2 separate regions of the Mus musculus genome follow, and region 1 is linked to region 2. Evidence: chromatin loops called from intact Hi-C (ENCODE). Cell type or tissue: gastrocnemius. All regions are shown on one strand. Each heading gives the region's core, and the rest is flanking DNA. Links, peaks and the distances in the headings are about the cores only.

Evidence for each region. Peaks named below come from ENCODE experiments on the same cell type or tissue, not always from the same donor. Only the 100,000 strongest peaks of a DNase experiment are listed, where the experiment ranks them.
Region 1: a loop joins it to region 2, with 6 times the contacts of the local background. A loop is called at or near these places in 27 of 42 quality-filtered maps.

Annotation. Positions count from the first base shown.
Region 1 is chr4:149,646,494-149,654,803 of GRCm38, reverse strand. Clstn1 (calsyntenin 1) reads right to left here. Exons shown (of 19, transcript NM_023051.5): 18 at 7,854-8,038; 19 at 5,905-7,431. The coding sequence ends at 7,240. It overlaps Pik3cd (phosphatidylinositol-4,5-bisphosphate 3-kinase catalytic subunit delta), which reads left to right. Exons shown (of 22, transcript NM_001164052.1): 14 at 187-286; 15 at 401-579; 16 at 669-781; 17 at 919-997; 18 at 1,326-1,493; 19 at 2,070-2,193; 20 at 2,432-2,577; 21 at 2,907-3,039; 22 at 4,027-5,636. The coding sequence ends at 4,164. Among named protein-coding and RNA genes, the nearest start is that of Mir7023, 4.9 kb to the left of the region's middle. In gastrocnemius, for the core only: CTCF peaks have their summits at 392 (motif pointing right) and 4,178 (motif pointing left); DNase peaks (open chromatin) are centred at 408, 1,440, 4,169 and 4,507.
Region 2 is chr4:149,705,889-149,714,212 of GRCm38, reverse strand. No RefSeq gene overlaps it. Among named protein-coding and RNA genes, the nearest start is that of Tmem201, 28 kb to the left of the region's middle. In gastrocnemius, for the core only: CTCF peaks have their summits at 2,043 (motif pointing left) and 3,411; a DNase peak (open chromatin) is centred at 2,035; H3K27ac peaks cover 320 bases.

The sequences.
Region 1 (8,310 bases), core at 1-8,000, 59 kb after region 2:
ACAACAGCCTATTCCTTGGAAATCCTATGAGGGTCACGGTGAAGTGAGAACTCAGGATTCTGAGATCTTGCTGAACTCCTGTTTCCAGCAGGCTCAGATGTCCTGATGCTCTGGGTCCCACCTAGGCTGCAGGCAGGGGGTGTGAGACCCTGACTGGCAAGACTCAGTACCATTTTTTCCCCCCAGCTCTGAGATGCACGTACCATCAGTGGCTCTGCGGTTTGGTCTCATCATGGAAGCCTACTGCAGAGGCAGCACCCACCACATGAAGGTGCTGATGAAGCAGGTAAGGCTTGGTCAGTTTCTGCTTACAAGCTTTAGAAGGCTCTCCCTGGACCATCCTCCCACCTGTGGCTGGTACCCACCACCACTTATCACCACCACCCATTATCACCACCAGGGGGAAGCACTGAGCAAGCTTAAGGCACTGAATGACTTTGTGAAGGTGAGTTCCCAGAAGACCACCAAGCCCCAAACCAAGGAGATGATGCATATGTGCATGCGCCAGGAGACCTACATGGAGGCCCTGTCCCACCTGCAGTCTCCACTCGACCCCAGCACCCTGCTGGAGGAAGTCTGGTGAGCCCCATGCCTGACCCCACCAGGGCTCCTCCCAGCCTCCCTGGCCTGCGGAGGAGCCCCTGTCGACCCTACTCTCTGGCCAGCAGTGTGGAGCAGTGCACCTTCATGGACTCCAAAATGAAGCCCCTGTGGATCATGTACAGCAGCGAGGAGGCGGGCAGTGCTGGCAACGTGGGCATCATCTTTAAGAACGGGGATGGTGAGCAGGCGGGCTAGGGAGTCTGCAGAGGCCTAACCGTCCCTGTGCCATCCTGAGGGGTGGTCCTGGGACCTAAGAACGGATACCCAGTGGGAGAAGAGAACCCACCAGACACTGGTCTCCTTCCCACACTGCAGACCTCCGCCAGGACATGCTGACTCTGCAGATGATCCAGCTCATGGACGTCCTGTGGAAGCAGGAGGGCCTGGACCTGAGGTTGGGGCCCATCCTGTAACTGTTGTGCTCTGGGTCAGCCCTTAGAACTGTGCTTTGGAAGGGGAGCCAAACTATCCTCCTCGTGTGGGTGGGAAAGGGCTGATCCCGGGAGAGACGAGGGTAGGGAGGGCAGCCAAGCATTTGTCTTGTTCCCTTCTGTATTTCCCGGCCCCTTGTGTAGAGGAAGCAGCAGCAGCTTCCCCAAACCCTGGTTATCTTGGGTACCAGGAGCCTCCGAGTCCTTCCTCCTCCTCCTCAGCCACTTGAGTGTGGCATCTCCAGGAACAGCCTTTGATCGTGACGTTCTGCTGGCCTTTCTTTCACCTAGGATGACGCCCTACGGCTGCCTCCCCACCGGGGACCGCACAGGTCTCATCGAGGTGGTCCTCCACTCGGACACCATCGCCAACATCCAGCTGAACAAAAGCAACATGGCGGCCACAGCTGCCTTCAACAAGGACGCCCTGCTCAACTGGCTCAAGTCCAAGAACCCTGGGTAGGTTTCAAGCCTTCTCCTCCTGGGAGGTGTGACGTGGGAAGGGTTGGCCTATCAGAGACAAGATGAGAGGGAAGGGCTGTGATCTACTCTGACTAGTTGGCTCTGCTGTGGGGCCGGCCTGAATCTGAATCAGCATAGCGGTTCTTGTGTGTCAGTTGCCAGTGGTTGTGTGTGATACCACTCAAAGCTTCCGACCTTAGACATCTGCTGCTGTGAATCTCGGGATACTATACATGCCTTGCTTGGGACAACTCAAGTCATCTGGGACTTCTCCCAAACCTGGAGGGTCTAAGATTGAGTCCACTGAATGCCCAGAGCCTGAAGTCAGCTATACCTCTCTTCTTGGCCTCTGCTTGTGCAGGCTGGTCCTCAGCCTTTCCCCACGGTGCGCCTAGGTGGTGGGGACAGGCTCCAGATCAGAGAGGTATTTTAGGCCTAAGCTCTGGGACTATATACTTTACATTCTGTTGAGTAAAGCACGCCAAAAGGCTAGACTCAGAGAAAGAGAGGCAGACCCCCTTCTGGTAAAGGGTTGCAGTCTGGTGTACCATGACCTCCAATCTTCCCCCTCAGGGAGGCCCTGGATCGGGCCATTGAGGAATTCACCCTCTCCTGTGCTGGCTACTGTGTGGCCACATATGTTCTGGGCATCGGTGACCGGCACAGCGACAACATCATGATCAGAGAGAGTGGGCAGGTAGGGGCGTGTGGCTGGGTGGCTTTGCTATAGGGCTGACGTCCCGTCTGGCCTGCTGGCCCCTTTGCTCTGGGTTTGGTGGCCCCGAGAACGCTGTGAGCCCTGCTGGTGTCTTCTTCGCCTGGGTCTCTCAAGGGGCATGGAAGCTCCCTGTTCTCTGCTTTCTCTTCCTCCCTGCGGCTCCCGGGGTTGGATCCCTGCTCACTCGAGGCTAAGGGCTCCACTTCGTCCCCGTCAGCTCTTCCACATTGATTTTGGCCACTTTCTGGGGAACTTCAAGACCAAGTTTGGAATCAACCGAGAGCGCGTCCCCTTCATTCTCACCTACGACTTTGTCCACGTGATCCAGCAGGGGAAGACTAACAACAGTGAGAAGTTTGAAAGGTGAGGGCTCTGCCCTTGATTATCTGTCCGGGATGCCAGGAACTCTGGGTTCAAGAACGAGGCTTGAGACGGTGGTCGGCCCTGCTCCTGCCCCCTCCCCTGGATGTTGATGGATTGGGATGAGTGACCTCCAAACCTGTTTGGCCTCCTTGGGCCATGGGGGAGGAGGTTTGTGTCTCCAGCAGGAGGCAGAGGGAGGTCATCTTGAAGAACTAGCCAACGGTGGATAACCTTCAACAACAACCTTAAGCAACAGCTCGGGGGAGGTGGGGGTGGGGTGGGAAGGTGAACACCCAGGACCTCACCTGCCCCGCCTCCCTCACCTGCAGGTTCCGCGGCTACTGTGAACGAGCCTATACCATCCTGCGGCGCCACGGGCTGCTTTTCCTCCATCTCTTCGCCCTGATGCGGGCCGCAGGTCTGCCTGAGCTTAGCTGCTCCAAAGATATCCAGTATCTCAAGGTAAGTGTCCCCGTGGGGGTCCCTTCTGCTATAAAAGCCATCAAAAGCAGCGTGGGCAGAAAAGGGTTTAATTCAACTTGTGGTCGCAGCAGTCACATCATGAAGGGGGATCAAGGGCAGGCACTGAACCAGAAGCAATGGTTTGTTCAGACTACCTTCTTTTACAACCCAGGACCACTTGCCTAGGGGATGGCACCACCCACAGTGGGCTGGACCCTTCTTTATCAGTCATTGATCCAAAAAATAAAATGCCCCAAGGGCTTAACTACAGGCAATCTGATGAAGGCGTTTCCTCAGTTGAGGAAATTTCCTTTTTCCCAGATGACTCCAGTTTGTATTAAGTTGGCAGAAAACCACCAACACAGTAGGTCAAGCCAGGGCCGAGTCAGGGCTGACCCCATGGCTGTATACTTCCTACAGCCTGCCTGGGAGGTCTGGATCCTAGTAGGGCCCCATCTGGTAGACTTTCAGGGGTACTGATGGTTGTGGGGTCCTCATGGCATCCTTGTCCTAGCAGTGGGCAGGGCCAGAGTGGTCCAGTTTGCTGGGCCTACTTATGCTGGGTGGCAGATACGTGGTAACCTTCCTTAGTCAATCCATGTGTCCCTCATAGGTGTCCACACATGCACACATGCGCGCGCGCGCGCGCGCGCACACACACACACACACACACACACACACACACACACACACGTTCCTGCTCAGTCTGTGTGAGCTAAGCTTCCTTGCACATTGTGTAAATGCTTTCATCCCACGTCCTCCATCTGTGATAACTGGAGCAGAGAGTGACAGGCCACCAGCCTAACCAGGGCATCCCCTGAAGGTCACATGACACTCTAAGGCCTCTGACATTTGAGTCAACGGGTGGACCATCTGGGTTTGGGGGTCTGAATACAGAGAGAATTTAGCATCCTATTGGGCTTCATTCTGGATTGCGTAACAGAGCAAAGTCCCTCAGTGTCACTCTGCTGTGTGTGGTTTGTCCAGGACTCTCTGGCACTGGGGAAGACGGAGGAAGAGGCGCTAAAGCACTTCCGGGTGAAGTTCAACGAAGCTCTCCGAGAAAGCTGGAAAACCAAAGTCAACTGGCTGGCGCACAATGTGTCCAAGGATAACCGACAGTAGGAGGCGCCCCCTGGTGGTCATACGGCGGTTCCCTCCTGGCTTTCAGCCCTAGAGGTAAAAGGACAGTCCTGGAGACCAGGCATGTCCAGTGGTCACCAAAGGGACCCCAGAGCCTGAACTGTCCCTCATGGGGAAGAACCACACCACTGCTTCTTGTTTACACTGGTAATTTATTTATGACTCGAAATGTTTAAGGAACAGAATAGCCATAAATGGAAGTGCATTTCTGTGCAGGGGAGGGGTGATGTCCTCATGATGTCATCCCCGGTCAGCACTGTAACAGCACCTTGAGGATCGAACCCCTAGTCTTCCAACCTGTGGGTCTTGGCCCAGCAAGGACAGTTCTTGGGGCCTTCTTCCCAGGCTCCCAGCAGGCTGCCTGGAACAAGCCTGGCGGTCACCTGGTGCCTCCATCCTCAGCTCACCTCCGGCCACCGTTGTGTGGCCTACCCAACCAAGCCTCCGGCAGCTCTTGAGGAAGCCAGGAGCTTCCCTCTAGACTCAGGCACACTTGCTCGGCACTGCTGAAGCGACCTCTTGGGTTTGGGTACGGGAACGCCCTCACCTCTCATTTGCGGGTAAGAACACGATATGTAGACTCTGTCCCTTACCCCGATGGCTGGGGTAAGGGACCTGGCCTCCACTACAGTTAGTGTATTCCAGGCCTTGAAGCACTCAGACCGGTGCCCCATTTAGCTCCGTGTGGTCACGAATCAAGACGAAGGGCCAGCCAGAATTGAAGTCCTCTTCGAAGTTCGTGTGAGGGGCACACAAGGCAGCTTTATGGACGGACAGGACTGATCTCTTCCAGAGCTGAAATCGCAGAAGGCAGCTGGGGAGCTAGGCTCGAAAAGTGTGAGCAAGGACGAGAACGGAATTCAGTGTAGTCTGGGCAGTCAGAGGAACTCGAGAAACGCAGTCTCGGCCTCCTCCCAGGGATCCAAACGCCAGCCACCCGCCCGGCTTTTAGAGAGCCCAGCTCAGGGGTCGCACATGCTTATCGTCCCACCCCAAGCACATCTCCATGTATCAGCTGCCACCTCAGGACCTGGATCTCCCGGTAGCATTCTGAGACTTTGAGAACCATCACCGCTGTCTCGCCAGCAGCCCAGAACATGGCTCAAGGAGCCCCTTCATGTTGATGAGCCCAGGGTCCAGCAGTGAGCGGTGGTGCCTCCGCAGCACCCGCTGAACCCCTAGTCTGCCCCACCAACTCTGAAATAGGAAACGTGTCTGTGTGTGTGTATGTATGTATGCCATGTTATTTATTGAAAAGAGTCTAGGTGCTCTCTGGTGTGGCTGCAGATTCTGCACAGGCTCGGCCTTTCTGGGTTGGGTGTGTACTTGGCTGGAAGACGGGTTTTTTGTTAAGTTTTTTCCTCTCATTGATGGGGGCTGAGACCAGTTTGTGCAACCTTGACACAACAGGTAAAGACAGGTGAAAAGAAATAAAAACGTTTTTATGTTCTTAAGTTCTTGGCTCAAATAACAAGGGGACTTGGGGGGATACAGTGTACTGGTTGAGCCCTTGTCTGCGAAGTGCAAAGCTTCAGGTACATTCCTTAGTACCATAAAAATTAATAATCCTTGCCCGGCATGGTGGACATCTGTAATCCCAGCACTGAGCAGGCAGAGGCAGGAGGATTGCTTTAAGTTTGAGCCCAGCCTATCTTCATAAATCCCTCAACCCCTGCCCCAACCCGTACCCAACAAACATGACAGAATGGACCCCACTCAGGCTGGAGTTAGAACCAGAACTTTATTATAACGCATACACTTTCTGACCTAGTGTCGATATACACATCTTAAAGGGGACCCTGCGGCTACTGACACGACAGTGTCCCTCTCTTCGTTAGCCTGTTTCCATCTAAGAAAGCAGCTACAGGGGACAGGACATGGGAGGGCGGCCACAGACAGCACGGCGGCATCCTTCGAACTAGCAGCAACAGCAGCGAGGACTGGATGTCCCAGCTGGAGCAGTCTAAACTCTTGACTGTGAATGAAGAGCTGTGCTGTGTGGGTGGTACCTGCTGTCTCCTATCTGCTGGGTCTTAGATCTTAGCCCAAACCCAACAGCACGCGGCATCCCATGGGGCCTCTGGGGAGGAGAGAAAAGATTGTTCTGGAGCATTGTAGCAGTTTATCTTTGGGCCTCGGGGTCTCCTTTTGGTGCTGTTGTGCAGACTTGCTCAGAACCGTGGTCTTCCAAGCGAGGAGCCTGACCGCCTGCACCTTTGCTGTCCGTTCCCAGCTACACCATTTCACCAACAGGGAGGCTCACGTTAATAAGCAGAAACCATGTGGCTGCCAGTCACAGGCGTGTACAGGAAAGGCCAGGGGCTTTGGCAACATCCTGGCTGTTCCCAGCCTCTAATGTGGTTGGAGGCTCGTGGGGCTGGCCCCCCCAGACAGCACTTGAAAGCCATGGCCCCGGCCACGTGGCTGTACGGAAACCCTAGCAAGGGTGGGCCCCAGTGACTTGGGCCTCTCCAACCTGGTTTCTTGGGAGGGAAGAGGGAGGAAGAGGCCCTCCTGGCCCCGCATTCTGACTTTACATTCCTGTCCTGGACTACTAGCACAGAGGACACACAGAATCCCAATTTATTTACAAAATATTAAAAAGTCGGTTGGCCATCTACATATTAACCCCCTCTGCTCTCCCACTTTATACATGCACTAGTTTGGGAAAAAAAAATAAAAAAACTTTTAAAAATAAGAGAAATGGTTACTGACTGCGTGGGAGTAATTTTTCACCCTCTGTCGACAAGTCCGCTCAGTGCGGCTTCTCTGGAGGTCCCAGGTGCTGGTGTCCTCTCCCTGGCCGACAGGGAACTCCAGACACACTTGGGGTCTGAGGTGCTGTGGGGCCCCTGCCCTGGGGAGGAAGCGCCAGCTTCTAGCAAAACTGCAATGGTGATGGGCGGGGAGGGTGGAGCCGGTGGTCCCACACACCAAGCACGGGAGGACTTTGAGCAGTGGGGGAAGGGTCTGCAGACCTGCTGGTCAAAATGATTTTGTACATCGTGGACCCGTGGGGCTGGGAGAGAGTCTGGAGAGCAGGCGCTGAGTGCGGGTTTAGTAGCTGAGTGTGGAGTCATCCCATTCCAGCTGTCGGGTGGCATTCTGGCCGTCTCCGGGGCCTCCTTCCTCCTCCTCACTGCTCTCAGACTCGGCACTGGTGATGTCTTCCTCTTCCTCCCCATCTTCGCTCTCCTCCTCCTCCTCCTCCTCTTCCTCCTCCTCACTGCTGTGCTGGTCCTCATATGTCTGGCAAAGAGACGACGGCGTAAATCTAGCCTGTAGCCCCATCGCCCAGTGTCTATCTACTAAAAGCCACAAAGGAAAACACAGCCAACCCCACAGTGACAGAAGGGCCTGAGTGGTACTGGGAGTCGCCTCGCCAAAGTGACCCGGCAGGTGACGCTCTCATTAGCAACATGGATACCACTCACATGGGATGGGGTGCTCAATGCAGAGGGGCGGAGCTTAGTCCTGTCATACCACGGACATCTTGGGGTAAAGAAGCCAAGAGCGTCAGTTGCCTGCCTATGCTACTCACGGAGGCCTTCAGCAAGGGCTTCCTCATCTGAAGGTGACCCCCCTAATCTAATCTCACTGACCCAACCTGCAAGCACATGACCAGGGTCTGGGTCTCCGTGGCGCTTTGTGGTTGGCCCTTCTGTGCCTACCTCCATGGGGTTGACGGTGATGGTCAAGGCAGAGTCATCCCAGTCCATCTCATTCTCCTTCCCCGTGTCCTGGTCCCGCATCGTTCGCTGATGTGCAGCCCGGATCCGAAACACCCCCAGGATGATCATGAAAACCAGGAAGCTGACACACACCACAATCACCACTGTCGCCGTGCTGGGGACAACTGCCATGGGGTTTGAAGACCAGACACACAGCTTTTGTGACGCTGCTTACACCCAAAGAGCTCCCCCCATCCCATCCCTCCTTGGCCTCCTCAACTACTCTAGGTAGGTCAAATGGAATGTGTCAGAGTGCTTCCTGACTCCTAAACCCTAGGAGGAAGCCCTAAGCCTGCCTTCGCTCACTGGCTGCTCTGTGGCAGTGGTGAGCGAGCTTCCTTGTGTAAGTGACAGCATTGGGGTAGTTGATGGGCAGTAGTTGTGAGCTACGCTTGCT
Region 2 (8,324 bases), core at 261-8,260:
ACATACCTCGAACAAAAACACACCACAAATAGACACCAAAGTCTGAGAAAAGAGTAGGGAGCCCTGACCCCGCTGTGGAAAAAGCTGGCCAACCCCTGGCCAGTCATGAGCGTCTCTGGTCTGTTCTGCATACTGGGCGGCTGCGTGTGGCTGAAAGAAGACGTAGTAAGACTAAGGTGCTTGCGTGATATGTGGTCCCCAAATAAAGGCCCTCACCACAGGGCTTTGCCTAACCCCACTGCACACCCACGGTCAGACTCCGGCTGACCCCCAGCTCTCTCTCCTATGGGGCTGTGGTAAGGGAGGTGGAGACACAGTCACCTGGGAACTCCTGGACCCCTGCTGTGGCCTCCTCTTCCCGTTTCTCTCCCCTCAACGGGTTTTGCCCCCAGTTCTTTAATCAAGGGTGGAAAGTGAAGGTGAAGGCCACTAGGGACGAAGCCTAGGGCTCAGAGAAGCCAGACCATCACAAAGCTGGCTAGAGAGGCTACTGGGCTTCCCTCCACGGCCTCTCTCTAAAGCTATGTCTCCTTGATTTGAGAACAGAGCTAGGGATGCACTGTTGCAGACCCTTCTCTGGTGACAACAGGCTGAGTGAGGGAGCACCGTGAAAAGCATTGAGAAGGCCGGGTGGCGGGAGATGGCTCGTTTGGTAAAGTGCTTTCAGAGATACATGAATTCCAAACCCACATAAAATGCCGGGTTCCACAGGCCTCAGTAATGCCAGTAGGAAGGAGGCAGAGACAGACAGATCCTCGAGGCTCCGTGGTTGTCTGGCCCGCTTGACTGAATTGGAGAATCCCATGTTTAGGGAGAGTTCTCATCTCTCCCTGAGGTAAAGCTAAGGTAAGGAGAGACAGAGAGAGAGAGAGAGAGGGAGGGAAGGAGGGAGGGAGGGAGGGAGGGAGGGAGGGAGGGAGAGAGAGAGAATGATGTCTGACACTGACATCTCTACATGCACACACACACATACACACATACACATGTACACACACACATGCCCTCACATATACACACGCACACATGCACACACACACACATGCAGGCACACATACACGCACTCCATGCACACAGAAGCAAATTCAGCCTCCTAGCTTTCAGGGGTATCAGGCCCCATCATCACCGAGTGTAAATTCCAGCTTGAAGGACAGAATTATCCCTGCAATGGCTAGAGGTGGCCTTTAATCTTCATATTCGTTAGCTACTGTCCCCAACCGGCCTATTCAAAATTACATCATTCATTCATCCATCCATCCACTCATTCACTCATCCATTCCATGGCATTCCTACACACTCACTTCCAGTACTATCGGCAGGCAGAGAGCAAGTGACTAAGGACCGCACCCTGATGGGTGTAGAGGCCATGTTCCTAGAGGGCAGCTGAGTCCGACACAGAGCTGCTCAGAGGACAGAGTGCTGCAAAGCAAGGATACAACCAAGGACAAAGTGGAGTCCCTCTGGGGCAAGGGGCCAGCTGGGTAACATCTATGCCGGGGGGGGGGGGGTCTAATTCTTCCGAGTAGCCAGATGCAGAGTCGGGGTACTGCAAACCACACATTGATCCTGGGAAGATCTGGACCTGCAGGTTCCCTGTCAGGGCAGCATCAAGAGCAGTAAGGGCAGATGGGGTGAGAGTTCCTGAGGGACTGACTGTGTGAGCCTGCCTCATTTCTACCTTATTCTCAACTGCGGCCTCACTCGATACACCATCCACAGTCTGCTTCCCAGACCACAGTCAGAAACCAGCCCTTTAACTGGGACGGAAAAGGGGACTTTGTAGTAGGTAACCTTGTCCCCAAAGTTGTTTTCCCTGTTTTTGGATGACTGTTGATAAAGCCCAGTTCCCACGACCCCCCTGTCAGGCTCCGCTAACTTGCTGGAGCCCCTCTGAGAACTCTGGGAACTGTTCCCTGGCTCTTTCTGACTTGTAATAAAGGACTAGACGTGACAGAGACAGTGGAGAGAGGAATGAATGGCCCAGGTCAGGGAGGGCACGGGGCACCCTGGCTGCACTGACCAGAAAGCGCTCAGAACACTGCCCTCTTGAGGTACAGTGTTGCCTAGCACCCAGGAAGCCCCAGCATCCCAGAAAGCCAGGGGCCTGTAATCCTAGCACTTCAGAGGCCTGGGCAGGAGGATCAGTGTCCGCCTCAGCTCTGTAGTGAGTTTGGGGCCAGTCTAGGATCCATGAGATTTTTTTCTCAAAACAAACGACAAAGATCCCCCTGTTCTCTTGAGGATTTATGTGGGAGCGGCTGGTGACATCTAGACCTTCTTCCCCTCTCAGTAAGCTGGAGGGAGGGCAGGGCTGAAAGTTCCCACCCTCTCCACACAGCTAGTTAGTTTCCCTTAGCAGCCAGCCCCATCCTCAGACTGTCCAGCAGCCCTCAGGCCTGGTCAGCCCTGGCCACAGAAAGACACCACTGCAGAATTTTCCAGGACGTTAGGAGCTGAGTGCAGGCGACTGGACAAAGGTCAAATATGCATGTGACAGCATTACAGGTACTGGCAGCTCTGGTGAGAGCCAGAGACTGAGGCACCCTCACCTGTCCCCACTTGCGACACCCACCTAGCTGACCTATCCTGGGTCTCTTCAACAGGTCCCAAGTCTACTTTTCTGGGAAGGACTTGATTGGCCTCGCTGGAATCCGAGCCTCCATTCTGGTCCAGTAAGTTATGGCCATGAGTCAAGTTTGTCTGCTGGTTGCCCACCTTCTTGATTACAAAGGGGAAGAGTTGCCAAAAACAGGCCAGACTAACAGGCTAGAAGCTAACTGTGTCCATGTGAGTTCATCCTGTTTTGGTCTTGCTTAACACACACATACATACAACACACAAACAGACACACACATATCATCCACAATACACACACATATACAACGTGCACACCAATACAAGACAAGACACATATATACACAAACATAACACACACACTTAATATACCAACAGACATACACAAATACACATATATACACATATATAAAATGTATAAAATGCACAACATGAAAAACAGACACATACACCATATACAATACAGAGCCACATACAGAAACACACAGCACACACAACACAGAGAAACACAAACATAAGAGAGACAAGCACATACACACACACAAACACAGCACACAAGCAAGCACATGCACACATATACACAGAAACACACACACACAGCACACAAGCAAGCACATGCACGCTTGTTCAATCTCTTTAGATTTCCTTTATTTTTTATTTATTTTTTATTTTTTGATTGAACTCACGTCCTCTGGAAGATCAGTCAGTGCTCTTAACTGCTGAGCCACCTACCTGTCCAGCCCCTCCTCTGCTTTTCTAAGACATCCTCATTCCTGTTGCCCTCTTTAATGGTTCTGTCCTCAGCCCTACCTTCTGCCCCTCTCCTGTTTTGCTGTCCCTCCTCTAGGTGGCTCCCTAGGACTCCTCAGTGTATGAACGATCAGTCAGTTAACCACACCAGACTCTGTAGAGCAGAGGCACAGAAGCGATGTGGAAAGCTGTGCTCTGATGTTAGCTTGTCTGGGCTTACCCGTGTAAGGAAGCAAGGCTGCCCCAGGCTCCGCCCACAGGGAAGTTAGCCATTGTGGGACTCTCTTCTAGCCCTGCCTGAGAATTTCTTGGCCAGGCTTTTTCTTGTAGAGCTGTGATGGCCATGGCCATTCCCTGCCTGGTGCCGGGACTTTGGCAGAGCCATGTCCCTAAGGATGGGATGACACAGTTTGCTTCTCAGATCTCCATCCATCATAAAGCCCTAGTGGATTACCTGAAATTTATACTTTGCTTAGTTATGTGTACAGGGCTCTGGTAGAACATGGTGGTATTCTTTTTGTTGTGGTTGTTGTTGTTTTTGGTTTTTTGTTGTTTTGTTTTGTTTGTTTTTTAAAGATTTATTTATTTATTATATGTAAGTACACTGTAGTTGTCTTCAGATACACCAGAAGAGGGCATCAGATCTCATTATGGGTGGTTGTGAGCCACCATGTGGTTGCTGGAATTTGAACTTCGGACCTTCGGAAGAGCAGTTGGGTGCCCTTACCCACTGAGCCATCTCACCAGCCCCTGTTTTTGTTTTTTGAGGCAGGGTTTCTCTGTGTATCCCTTCCTGTCCTGGAACTCACTTTGTAGACCAGGCTGGCCTCGAACTCAGAGATCCGCCTGCCTCTACCTCCTGAGTGCTGGGATTAAAGATGAACACCACTGCCAGGCAGTGTTGGCACACGCCTTTGATCCCAGCACTTGGGAGGCAGAGGCAGGCGAATTTCTGAGTTCCAGGGCAGCCTGGTCTACGAAGTGAGTTCCAGAACAGCCAGGGCTACACAGAGAAACCCTGTCTCGAAAAAAACAAAACAAAACAAAACAGGAGACAGAGGCAGGTGGATCTCTCTCTGAGTTTGAGGCCAGTCTGGATTTCAGAGCAAGGTCCAGGAGCTACACGGAGAAACCCTGTCTAAAATAAAATAAAATGTGTATAGGGGCTGGAGAAATTCAGTGGCTAAGAGCACTGACTGCTCTTGCAAAGGACCCAGGTTTGGTTCCCAGCATCTACATGGTGACTCACAACCACCTGTAACTCTAGTTGCGGTCTTCTGACCTCCATGTTTATCAGGCACACATGTGGTGTGTGTGTGTGTGTGTGTGTGTGTGTGTGTGTGTGTGTGTGTGTGCAAGCAGGCAAAACACTCATAGCCAGAAGAATAAAATAAATACATATACTAAGATGAAAAATTACGTGTATATATGTGTCTATGTAGCAATCCCTGCAAAGGCCATAGGAGAACATCAGATCCCCTGGAGCTGAAGTTACAAGCAGCTGTGGACTGCTCAATGGGAGAAGCAAACTTGAGTCCTCTGCAAAAACAAACAGAACCAGCTCCTAAGGTCAGCATTGTCTCTCCAGCCCCATCTCTGCAATGTTTATTTGGAGTCATACCTCTTGTCTAGGCCAATGCCTTGAAATCCTGTCCACTTGAATCTTTAGCCTTAAAGTGGGCAGGCCCCAGGGTGTGGGCTTCCAAGCAGTAGAGGAAGAGTTGTCAGCTCAAGGGTGGGATGGGGAAACCATTTTCCAGATGGGCGTGGAAGGCTTTCTCTTTCATTTCTTGGAAGATGACTTCCCCTCCAGCAGTTTCCAGAAGGCCCCAGGCTTGCTGTCTAACAGGAGGAGATAGTTTACAGGGACCAGTGGTCAGAGTCATCAGCCCGATGATGGCTCTTCTTAAAGAAATCTGTTCCCTTGCCGGGAGCAGTGTGCCAGTTTAGGGTTCCACATAGGGTGTGTCTTCTGCCATGTATTTGAGCCTTAGTAGTCTTTGACTCTAGGCGGGGAAAAAAGAATATACCTTTACAAAGTTAAATATAAACTGGCCAGTGGTGGTGGACTCCTTTAATCCCCACATCAGGGAGGTAGAAGCAGGTGCTGGGGTCTTGGGCTTACTCCACAAGCACTGTATAAGACCTACACCCCAGCTCTCTTTCTTTTTCTTGAACAGACAGAATAATCCTGAACCTAGTCTTACAGCACCTAGGAAGGCTGGTAGACATAAGTACAAGCCTGCCTATCTTGTTACTAAGTTTCTTAATGGTTGTCCCAACCTGGAAGTCACAGGAGGCCAATGATCCTAGCAGAGCCGGTCTGGTACCATGTAATACGGGTGGCCAGCCTCCAAGCCAAGAACAGAGAATTCCCTACTTCCCCTTGCCTGGCCTCAAGTCAGCTAATTTCCTATTTTCTTTGGTTCTCATAGCATTCCCTGGGAAATTACAGATGGACTCCCGTCTCAGTTTGGGCTTTATTGCTGTGAAGAGACAGTATGACCATGGCAACTCTTATAAAGAAAAACATTTAATTTAACCTAATCAGAGGTTTGGTCCATTATTAGTCCATTATGTCAGGAAGCATGGCAGCCTGCAGGCCAACATGGTGCTGGAGAAGGAGCTGAGAGTTCTACATCTTGATCTGAAGGCAGGAGAAGGAGACTGTGTCTAGATGTGGCTACAGCATAGAAGACAAAGCCCGAGCCCACAGTGACACATATCCTTCAACATATCCTACCTCCTAATAACGCTACTCCCTGTGGGCAAGTATCCAAACACATGAGTCTACAGGGGCCAGTCCTCTGTCAACCATCACATCCCACTCCCCAGCCTCCATAGGCTTGTAGCCATAGCAAAATGCAAAATGTGTTTAGTCCAACTTCCAAGTCCCCATAGTCTACCACAGTTTCAACAATGTTTAAAATTCTCTTCTGAGATTCATGGCAGTCTCTTAACTGTCACCCCCTATAAAATCAAAATCACAGAACAGATCCTGTGCTTCCAAACTATAACGGCCCCGGGGTAGACATTGCCATTCCAAAACGCAGGGACGGGACCACAGTGGGGAAAACCCTGGACCAAAGAAGACCAAGCCCAACTGGGCAAACGCCAAGCTTTTCATCTCCGTGCCCTGACGTCATGTCTCACACTCCTTTCAGCTTTGTCGTCTGCAATATACGTCTTTCTCTTGGGCCAGTTCCACTCCCTGTCAGCAGCTCTCCTTGACAGGAGCCCACAACTCCAGCATCTCTAACCTCTTGGGGGTCCTCAAGGCAATCCAGGCTCCACCTTCACAGCTTCATGCAATGACCTCCATGCAGAGACAGCCCTGCCACACAAGCCTGGCCTCTGCGGCTTTCCTTAGTCTCAGAGATTCCACATTCTCCTTTTTCTATCATTGACTCTAAGGCCAGAACCACATGGCCAAAACTGCCGCGTTCTGCAGCTTGCTGGGGCTGGACCATGGCCCCCTTGTTCAATGACATCATCACCAGCTTTCTGCTTCGGATAGTTTCCTTCACTGCCTGAGCTTGTCGGTTCCTCTGTAGACCAGGCTAGCCTTAAACTCAGAGATCTGCCTGCCTCTGTCTTCGGAGTGCTGGGACTAAAGCCGTGTACCACTGTGCCTAACATGTTCTTTAATTCCTTTTCACAGGATGGAAGCTTAGTTGCATGGAGTCTTCCCTGAGGTCATCATCTCCTTAATTCCATTTAAGATCTATTTTTAAAAAATATTTATTTATTTTATGTCTGTGAATACACTGTTGCTCTCTTCAGACACCTGAAGAGGACATTGGATCCCACTACAGATGGTTGTGAGCCACCATGTGGTTGCTGGGAATCGAATTCAGACCCTTTGGAAGAGCAGACAATGCTCTTAACTGCTGAGCCATCTCTCCAGCCCCCCATTTAATATCTTTAATCTGTTTATCTCCTTGAACAAAGGATTTAGCTCTCTTCCACTTCCTGTTGTCCCTTTAATCCCTGAACCACCATTTTCTTTCTTTCTCTCTACTCTCTGTCTTGTTCTCAGTCTCTGTCTCTGTCTCTGTCTCTGCCTCTCTCTTTTCTGAGACAGGGTTTGCCTGTGTAACAGTCCCGCCTGTCCTGGAACTCGCTTTTTGTAAACCAGGCTGGCCTTGAACTCACAGAGACATGCCTGCCTCTGCCTCTGCCTCCCGAGTGCTGAGATAAAGGCGAGAGGCACCATGGCTAATTTGAAGAACATTTCATCAAAATGATCTTCCTAAGAGTTCAGACAAGGGCGGAAGCTCTAGGCCACACGCTATCATTCCTCGCCTCGGAAACCTCTTGAGCCAGGCCCTACAGTTCTAATCACCCTCAGCACCACTGTCTCCCATGGTTCTGCTGGGATGGCCCCTTAAACCCAGTTTAAAAATTCCACTGCTGCTGGGCAGTGGTGGCATACCCCTTTAATCCCAGCACTCGGGAGGCAGAGGCAGGCGGATTTTTGAGTTCGAGGCCAAACCCTGTCTCGGAAAAAAAAAAAAAAAAAAAAAAAAAAAAAAAAAAAAAACCAGGGTCTCACCATGTAGCTCTGGCCTGGAATTCACTCAGAGATCCACTTGCCTCTGCCTCCCTAGTGCGGGGATTGAAGGTGCGTGCTGTCATGCCTGGCTAGAGAAGTTTCTTGTACAAAAGAAATCTGAATAATTCCTGTGATATGCGTTGGCCTCAGAGAGCCTAACTGTGTGAGTGCGTGCGTGCGTGTGTATGTGTGTGTGCGCGTGTGTGCCTGCATGCTTGTGGCAGGGGTGGGGGAAGGACCTAGTGACTTCCTTATAGAAACTACAGTAGAGGCAAAATACAAAGAACATGCAAAAGAATAATAAAAATTAGAGAGAGAAAAAAAGAAAAAACAGATAGAGATAAGAAAGGAAGGAAAATAAATAAAGGAAAACAGAAATAGAAATCTTGGCCAGGAGCCTTGATGCACACCTTTAATCTCAGCAGTTGGGAGGCCAGCCTCGTCTCAG